2 separate regions of the Homo sapiens genome follow, and region 1 is linked to region 2. Evidence: chromatin contacts called from ENCODE Hi-C or POLR2A ChIA-PET data. All regions are on one chromosome and are shown on one strand. Each heading gives the region's core, a stretch centred on a gene start or an enhancer-like site at or near the end of the contact. The rest is flanking DNA. Distances are from core to core; before and after follow the strand shown.

Region 1 (4,767 bases), core at 1,423-3,922, 41 kb before region 2:
GTAAAATACTTCATTTTTCAGGATATTTTTAATTCTTCATTCTCAAATTCAAGTTCGGCATTTACTGAACACATATCTTGTCCCAGGTATTGTGCTAGATGTACTTAATTTCTCAGTGAATCTCCTCAGGAGATAGATATTATCCTCTATTTTTTAGATGAAGAAACAATTTGATGAGATTGAGTGAATGGTTACATTCTATGCAGTCACAGGGAAGGACAGGAAGATCACAAAATTCTAATCCCTTTGAAATTAAGTCAATATCAAAATTATCTTTAAATATGTGGAACTACTGTTAGTTTAAAAATTACATAGTTCTTGTAACAATAGACAGAGTGGACTACTTGAGAAGGGAGGAAGGGAGCAGGGCGTGGGCTGAAAAACTTCCTATTGGGTACTATGCTCACTATCTGGCTGCAATATACCCATGTAACAAACCTGCACATGTACCCGCTATGTCTAAAATAAAAGTTGAAATTTAAAAATATATATATATTACATGCTTCTGTAGAATGCAAAAGACATTTAATTTAAAGCAAAAACTATAGGCAAACATCTGGAAGCTGATGTTTGTATACAATACATGCATAAAGGACAAGTCCTTAGGTGACTTGTGGTTTTTTTTTTTTTTCCGAACTGAAAAAGCAGTTGAATACATGTATTAGTGTTACATAAAACTTCATATAAAATTGAATGAAGAGTTAGGGACTGGGCATAGTGGCTCAGGCCTATAATCCCAAAGTAGGCTGAAGCGGGAGCATCACTTGACGCCAAGAGTTCGAGACCAGCCTGGGCAACATAGGATGACCCGGTCTCTACCAAAAAAAAAAAATTGTTTTAAACAATAGCCAGGCGTGGCGGTTCACGCCTGTAGTCCAAGCTACTACTCAGGGGCCTAAGGCTGCAGTCAGCCATGACCAAGCCACTGCACTCCAGCCTGAGTGACAGAGCTAGACCCTCTCTCTAAAGAAATTAATTATTAATTCATTAGTTAAGAATTAAAAGCACAGCTAAGAATAGAGTTATGATCTGTGTGAGAGAATTCATAACGCACCCTAGTTCCTAATGTGGTTATTTTTTCTGGTTCACAGGCCTCTCAGTCTTAGACTCATTTTTATTTTAGAGAAAATAAAGCCACTCCTCTGAGTTTTTGCCTCTCACTAAGCAAGTAGCATAAACAACTGAATGAAACCACTGCCACTTTTAGAAACCAAAAATCACTGTTTCAATACGTAAATGACTTAACTATATACACTCTTCATTGTCTGGAGTCACAGAAGACAGACATTCTTCAGTGTCTGCTGAACTGAAGACAGTATTTTTAATAGAAAAACTACCTACAGATTGCTTTCTAATTGAGTTTCAACTAAGCTGAGCTTCTGAGCAATTTGCTTACAATTCCCTATCAAGGCACAGATATACTGGGTTGTCTCCATGTATGAGAATGATTCGGGTTTTTCTAAAGTAATTTACAAAAAAGTAGGAGTGACTATGCTTATGTCCACTTGCACACTTTTCTTCAGCCTGTGTTTATGAGAAATTGGCAGAGAAACAAAATATATGTATGAAGCATGGGGTGGATATCAAACCCTGGCCTCATTAGAAGACCATATAGTAAAACATGAAAGGCACACCTGGTATCTAACCGTGTCAGGTTTTCAGAGGCCCATGCCCTAGCAATAGCACCAAACTGGAAAGTCAGTGGCAATAAAATTTCAGCCCTTTCATGAATTGAAGCCAAACAAGCCAACATTAAGGGTGAGGGATGCGCTAATCAAGTGATCAAGGAACACAGTGTTTTATTCATTGGGTGTGTTATTAGATATAGACATGCAAACAGAAGTTTCTGCTTTTGCTTCTATTTTTTGGCAGTTGTTTGAGAAAGTGAATACAGGAATGTATTGTTATGCAGTGTGGCAAAAGCAGAGGAAGGTTTAGGGCCTCAGATCATTGTTAGTGATGCCATTGAGGTTCCAGTTCTTTGCTTTTACTTTTTTCTTCTTTCTACCTCTGCTTCCACCTTCTCTTCATTTGCTTTTTATTTCTTTGACCCAGCTTGTAGAATAAGCTCTGGATACTCATCATGTTCATCGGTTCTTGAGTCACTTTCCAGCCCTGTAGTAATACTCCACCTGTGACTTTATTTACATTACTTATGCCTTATCTTTCATTCTGCTAAATAGTGTTTAGAAAATATAAAACACTTTCATCTATTTACTAAAAAGTGTTTGCATAAGATAACAATTTTATTTTAAAAGTAATTTCTGTAAGTTATAATAAGCAACTTTTATTATATCTGACTATAGTCATATCTAATAAATGCACTGAAGAAGGTGTGGAATTTGTTATTTTTATAAGTACAAATTCTCTGAAACAGAATGCCTTGTTATGATGTTTACTCAAAAAAAGCTAAGAACATCAGAAAACTCTGCTAAGAAAATCCTACTAAAGAGAGGGAAATTGAATTCCCTTTGAGACTAGCTAGGGAAAATGTTTCATTCACACAATGAGTTTCAAGGAGCTAGACATCCTCTTTAATTATCGGGGAAGGCACTAAGCCCTACTCCGGGCAGACATTTTGTAGTGCTGGCAGGATTACAGCTGGAAGCATTCTTGCTTAGGAGAGCCAGTTGAGTTACTCAACTGAAAAAGTTATGATGGATTGAAAATGGCATGTGGTCTCTACTTCCTCTGATTAAAACAAAGCAGAATGTGTGCCAGTTGGCAAGGAACTGGGAGAAAAAAAAATGAGTTTCCTGAGACAATGATTTTCTAGTCTTTTTAAGCGACTGATATAATGTTGGAGTTCAACGATTATTTGAGGCAAGACTTGTAATAGATTTCCCAGTTCCTTTTTTTTTAAAGTAGTTTGATTTAATATGAAATGTTAATTTAATAAACACTGCCCAGCATTAGATTCTCAGTTGGCAAAATTATTTATGCAGATAAATTAAAGAGAGAAAAGACAAATCAATTTTTTCCTTAAGTAGTTTATTTTCAGTAGAATAAATCTATAGATCTTAATTTAAGAGATCTGTATATAGAATATAGTGGTGAAATTGAATTTAAATTTTCTGTTAATTTTTAGTAACTTCCACATAAAATACAGTATTCCTCCAATAAAATATATGTTGGTAACAAAAATACTACTAGCATTACTTGTGACTTCGCAACTATTAGAAATATCAAATTACAGATACTTTATTATCAAATTACAGGTATTGCAGAGATGTCAAAATACTCTTCACAGCCATTATTACTTTAAATTTTGGTAATAATTTTATTAAAAATTGTTTAACAGTTTTCTTGAGATATAATTCATATACCATACAATTTGCCCATTTAAAGTCTATAATTCAATGGTTTTTAGTATATTATACATTTTTTTACATTGTGGTAAAATATATATAACATAAATTTTGTAATTTTAACCATTCTTAGGTATACAATTCAGTGGCATCAATTATATTTACAATGTTATGCAACTATCATTACTGTTTTCACAACCTTCCATCACTCCAAACAGAAACCCTTTATTTATTAAACAGTAATACTCCCCCTTTCTCCAGCCTCTGGTAACCTCTAATCCACTTTATGTCTCTATGAATTTACCTTTCTAGATATTTCACATAAGTGGAATCATACAATATTTTTCCATTTGTGTCTCGCTTATTTCACTTAGCATATTGTCTTAAAGGTTTATCCATGTTTTAACATGTATCATCACTTTGTTTTACGCTGAATAATATTCCGTTGTATGTACATATCATATTTTGTCTATCCACTCATCTATTGATGGACATTTGGGTTGTTTCCACCTTTTGGCTATTGTGAAAAATGCTGCAGTGAACACTGGCATACAAGTATCTTTGAGTCTCTGATTTCAGTTCCCTTGGATATATACCTAAGTGTAGAATTTCTGTATCTCATTCAATAATTGTATGTTTAGCTTTTTTAGAAACTGCCAAACTGCTTTCCATAGCAGTTGCAGAATTTTTTTAATATCCTAATAATTGTGTTGTAATATAATTGGTTTTTGCATATCCTATGCATTTTCTTTTATGCATGTAGAAACATTGTTCTATGAAGGGGATTGTAGGCTTTCCCAGACTGCCAGCACGCTCCATGGCACAAAAATGTTCAAGAACCTCTGCACCTATCTTCTATTTTATCTAAGACAAAATAATTTAAGTTTGTAAAACCCTGGCAGGTATTTAAAGCCTGAAACTAAGAAGAGCAATCAATATAAAAATAGTGACTTTGCATAATCTTAGAAGGTTAGTACAGATAAGCTAGACTGATTACTAAAATGAAAAATGCTTTCAGAACAAAATGTGCTGGATTGATAGTGTAAGAAATATCTTTAACAATAAACATGTTGAGAAAACATAATATGCATTTCAGTGGGTAATTATGATAAATCAGGCCTTTGATATCCTAGAACACAAGGGCTAGTTAGATGAGTACACTTTGAAATCCAGATAGTTCTTGAAACATGGTTGATTTAATCAATCAACTTCTACTGGAGTTCTGAAAAGGCAGAGGGGAAACAATTTGTATCTCTTGCATAGAACTGTATTCAATTTAAACATCTCAAAATTCATTATGGTTAGCATTACTGTGTCTTTTATATAGGATTTCACTTAAATCTTGTGTTTTATAATGAGAAAATACCTTAACCACTTGCCCAACTTAAGTGTTTAGGATTCAGAAAAGGATTGTCCTCAATATGTAAAGAAACACCTAGCTAGAACTTGGGCTGAATTT
Region 2 (5,037 bases), core at 874-3,373:
GCCCCATCTCATACCCATACCCTTTTTGGTGATAATAGGGATTTCCACCATGGCATCAGCTTTTTCTAAAGTACTCTCTTCACAAATTCTTCTTTCTAGTCCACACACTGCCCCATTTTGATATGCTTGATCTCATTAAGGGGTCCAGTAACTGTGGAACTGGTTAGTAAAGCTGTATTTGGTAAAGTTCATACACAGTCACTTTGGTATCTGGTATCTATCATATTGGCCCATCAGTTGAAACTCAGTCATAAAGACTTCTACTTCAACATCTTTTCACGGGTGATTATTTGTAGCAACCACTCCCCAGATTAGGGAGACCTTCTCTTGCTACCAATACACAAACATTACACAGCCACAATAAGGGGCTGGGTTGATCTTTCAGAAAGAGGCCAGTGACTCGGTGTGGACAAGAGGAAATAAGATAGAGCCCTTATATCCCTTGTCTATTGTCCTCTTCATGGGTAGTTTTTAAACATTAGAGTGTATAAGTTCAATACATCATACTATGTCCTGAAAGTGATAAAATAGGTAAATATAATGTTGGTATTGCCTTCAAGGAACTTCCAGACTAATATGAGATCAAATGGATGCTCAAATAATATAAAGGAGTAAGTAAGGGCAGAGAAAAAATGGAGGAGGCAGAGGGAGTGAAAGTGAAGACAACAGGCAGGGAGGAAACGATAGAGGTGTTGAGTATGACCTGAATTTAAAACTACCAAGCTCTGGCTCTTTGGAACCCTGATGCACAAGACCCTTTGGGAATAGGAGGCACCTGGCTCCCTCCAGATTAAGCAGGAGGAATAGGGCTTAAGATGCCACTCATGACATCCTCTAGAAAAGCAAACAACATTTCCTCTCTCTACCAAAAAAATAAAATAAAATAAAACGAGTATGTTTTGAAACCCTTGGTTTCAGAAGTAAAATGCACACATTGATCATTGAATATTGCCATCAAATACTCCAGCTGACTTTTCCTTTGCCCCTATCAATTGCAGGAGGAAATAAACTAACAAATCAGCCTTTCCATCTAAACTGGGCTTGGATTTGTTTGGAGAAAGAGTACTACATTGTGGATGAAGATTCCACATTCTTAGAAGTGACCCTTACACGCAGAGGATACCTTGGAGAAACATCATTTATCAGTAAGTAACTTTGGATTGGTTGTTGGTAAAAGGTCATGGAAACATGAAATCTGGGACTAAAAATAATTACAAGAAAGTATACTGAAAGAGAATAAAGAACTGGTTTGGAGAAATCTCTAAAAAAGTGTCTGTGAAAATGTGCCGTGGTTTTTGCTCCATGTGAGTTATGGGGCTTAGATATGTATCAATTTTTATCATCTTTCCCCTGTTTTCCTCTTTCTAGCAAGTTACATCTTTCTCTCTTTTATAACTCACCAGTCTCCAGGAAAATTAAGACACTTCATAGCCATCCCACAATCTTCAAGTCACTCAATTTCCTTAAAAGTTGTTTTAAGCATATATTTTTAGCTATTTCTTTTGAAAAATTATTTATGAGTACATGATCCATTACTGTGTTTAGTTCTATATATTTCTTTTGATTATGTATAATTGTTTTAACCTTGCTAGTAGGTTATAAATTCCTTGAGGACATGTACGGTGTCAAATTTCTTTATGTTCTACAAGGACCTAGTACAGAAATATGTTTTCTTGGAGTAAACACATACATAATGCCGGTATACTATATCTGATTATCATCATTAACAATTAACAGTAGTTGTTCTAATAAGGCATTGTATTTTCATAACATCTTTAGCTGCCAGAACTTTCAGAAATCATTTTGCCTTTATTTACATAATCTATTAAGAAGACAGATAGGGTTATATTGTCTTCATTTTACAAATAAGCATTGAGTTTCCTCGACATGCAGGACCCCACTCAGAGCCGAGGCAGTATATCAAAACTGTTGGAGAGAAGCCAGGGAAGAAATGAGCTGGAGAGAAAACAAGCAATCAAGGAAAGGGAAGCTTTCCCTAGTCTCTGCTCCAGGCCCAGAGCTCCTAAAATAGGACTGTTCTCCTAGGAGAAGGGGTCAGCCAAAGAGCACCCTGACTTCTGGGTGGCCCTCAGCCTCGGCCTACATTCCAGGTTACTACATCAACACATGGTGGAACTCGCTGCCAGGAATGTCAGCTGAAATATGCCTCCCTCCTCTTGTCAGGCCCTACTTCCACAATTCTTTATCTCAAGGCTTTCTTGTGAGTTTGGGTTAAAATGTCAAGAAGGATATTTGTATCCTGACCCAAGAAAAAAAAGTTCATCTGCTCAGAACCATTTGAATGTTTGCCCTAACTGAACCCTTTGGAAATCCTTCTGGCCACCCTGTCCAAACCAGCACCCCTGCCATACTCTATCTACATGCACTGCTGTATGGTTCTTCACAGCACTTACCATAATTGGCATGGATCATGTGTCTATTTGTCTTCCCAAGTAGATTTCAGCTTTATAAGGTCAGGAACTACATCTTGGGTTATGTCCAACCTCAAGAACAGCATGGGGCATATGGTAGTCACCAATATTTGTTGTTAAGTAAACTACAGCCAGCCCTTCTGTTCCGTAAGTACTCTTTAAAATCACAATACTACTCAACATCACAGACAGGAACCTCTAAACCATCTCAATCAGACACTCCAGAAAGTCCTTCTGATACCCCAACTCCACCCCAGGCTAATAGTCGAACCACAGGATCCAGAAGAAAAAAGAAACAAAATGGTGGAGTTCGACTTCCTGCTCTGTCACTTACTCTTTTTTGTGACTTTCAAAAGAGTTCAGTTTCCTTATGTGTAAGTAAATTATCCATCTCACGATGTGTTTGAGGGGAATTCGTAATAATGATTATAAATCAATCTAGCACAGTTCTTGGCATACCGCCAATGCTCAAGAAGTGATAAATACCATTCTGTGGCACTCATCAAACACAATTAAAATCACCTGTTTATCTGTTTGCCTCTCCCAAAATTGAAAACCTCTTGAGGGTAGTGGTGGCTGTGCCTAATTCTGTGTGACATCCTCAGCACCTCACACAGAGACAATGTTCATCAAACATTAAGTAAATCACCATGTGCCTGCTTCATTCCTATAGCAGCTCCACTTAGCTCTACCTAAGCTTTGGCTGAGGACACCATTCACTCTTTTTTATGTTCCCCACTTCCAACATGTGGCCAAAGGAGGCTCTTCCTAAATATTGGACATTCAATCTCAGTCACCAAACTAATATTAATGCAGGCTTTCTTCAGCAGATTTGCAAAGGCAACACTAGCTATCCTACCTTTGAAATTATTTTCAGGCTCTATAGCTTCGGGTATCTTTTACAAGTTTCAGATTATTTGAGTATGAGGCCAAGGAATTGCATGGGGGGGCTATTAATCTTATTTTATATCAAGTTTTCACCATAGCTGGTGTCAGGTTACCATATTTGATTTCACACATCCACACAACTGCAGAATGTAACTAACCCTTATAATGGGACTTAAGTGGTGAGGCATGGGTATTGTTTTCTTGGTATGTTAAAATCAAGACCAAACAATATTAGAATGCTGCTTGAACACTTTGGGTTGAGAGGAAGGTCTATTTAGTCTTGATGGGGTAGCACTTTTCACCATTGTATCTCACATTGGGTATTTTAACACTATTTTGTTGTTGTTGATGTTGTTGTTGTTGTTTCGTATCTTCAGTAAGTTACTAATTACTATTTCCTAACAGAGCTCAAATCTCTTGCCTCTCTCCATTTTCACCAACATTGCACTAATTGCCTGAAAAATTACTAAGAGTTCTCTTACAATCAAAAAATCACTAAACATATGAGGAAACAAGCCACCATGAGTAAGAATCAGCAAGAGGAAACAACCTTCAGGGTCAGTCTTCCAAAGGCTGCAGAAATTGAAATTATCAGATACAAAATATTCACTCAAAAATTTGTATTGAATACCTACTACCTGCCATGCACTGTCCTAATTCCCAGGAATTCATCAGTGAACACAACGGTCAAAGATCTCTACCGCCATAGAGCTCATATTCTAGTATCTTTCTCTTGAGACTATGAACTTTCTGGGGGCTGGGACAATTTCTTATTCATCTCTGAATCCCCAGCATCTGGCAGAGTTTGGCACATCAAAGGATCTCAATAAACATGTGCTAGAATAAATAAGTTAAATAAGATTGCTCTCTGTTCTCTTCTTTCTGTCAATCCCCCTTCCATGTTTTCTTCTCAATTCTATTCAATTCTGCTTACTTACACTCTCTTAGCCAAGAAAGATCATTTACAAGTGTCTTTTGGGAGCATTAAAAGAAACAATTTCTATGTTATCTACTTTTGTTAACAATAGAAACCACTTTGAAAGGAGACTATGCCTTCAGTCACTTGGCTTTATATTTATAGTTTTCTGATTTTTATTCAGGCATTGGTACCAAAGATGAAACTGCAAAAAAAGACAAAGATTTCAAATGGAAGACCAATAAACAGATCCAGTTCAATCCTGGACAGACTACAGCCACATGGAGGGTGAGAATTATACCTGACAATGAATATGAGACTTCAGAGACCTTCCAGATCATTCTGTCTGAACCTCTCATGGCTGTACTGGAGTTTCCAGAAATGGCAACGGTTGAAATTGTAGACCCTGGAGATGGTATGTGACACTGATTGATTTGCTTTATTAACCAGTACAGGTTCTTGGCTCCATTTCCAGCATTCATACTTCCCTCAGGCTCTGTAAGCCACTAAATGCGTTCATATCCATTTAGGATTTAAAGTGAAGTAAATTACTTTATAGACAATAATTTTTCATTTGCTCTCAGGATTTTTGAAAGACAATACAGGACGATTAAAATAGAGAGGATCTGTATCAGCATTCCTGTAATATATATACAAGTCCTTACTGCAGGCTTTCTGCACGCCATAGGTACGAAGCAACTCTGCTCCCAGATGGCTAATCCTCAGGGCTCATTTCAGGGCCACCATCTTTTCACAGTCAGATCAAATGGGGACTTAGATATCCATTGTCCTAGATGTGGC

Evidence for each region. A loop is a pair of places that touch in the nucleus more often than their neighbours do. ChIA-PET counts read pairs that join two places held with the same protein, here RNA polymerase II (POLR2A). Pooled maps may share reads with other maps.
Region 1: a map of aorta shows a loop between it and region 2 (2.3-fold over the local background). The contact joins two enhancer-like sites. A Hi-C loop is called at or near these places in 3 of 168 maps with a recorded cell type or tissue (aorta and endothelial cell of umbilical vein), 7 of 37 single-sample maps with no recorded cell type and 9 of 50 pooled maps. POLR2A ChIA-PET finds 5 or more read pairs at or near these places in 1 of 52 experiments (CD4-positive, alpha-beta T cell).

The regions. Positions count from the first base shown.
Region 1 is chr4:143,665,521-143,670,287 of GRCh38, reverse strand. All of the region lies in intron 2 of FREM3 (FRAS1 related extracellular matrix 3), which reads left to right. Among named protein-coding and RNA genes, the nearest start is that of FREM3, 33 kb to the left of the region's middle. Within about 2 kb of position 2,672, at least 2 of the 41 ENCODE cell types and tissues checked have a DNase peak (open chromatin) inside an H3K27ac peak, as active enhancers do.
Region 2 is chr4:143,623,722-143,628,758 of GRCh38, reverse strand. It overlaps FREM3 (FRAS1 related extracellular matrix 3), which reads left to right. Exons shown (of 8, transcript NM_001168235.2): 3 at 999-1,145; 4 at 4,421-4,651. Among named protein-coding and RNA genes, the nearest start is that of FREM3, 74 kb to the left of the region's middle. Within about 2 kb of position 2,123, at least 8 of the 41 ENCODE cell types and tissues checked have a DNase peak (open chromatin) inside an H3K27ac peak, as active enhancers do.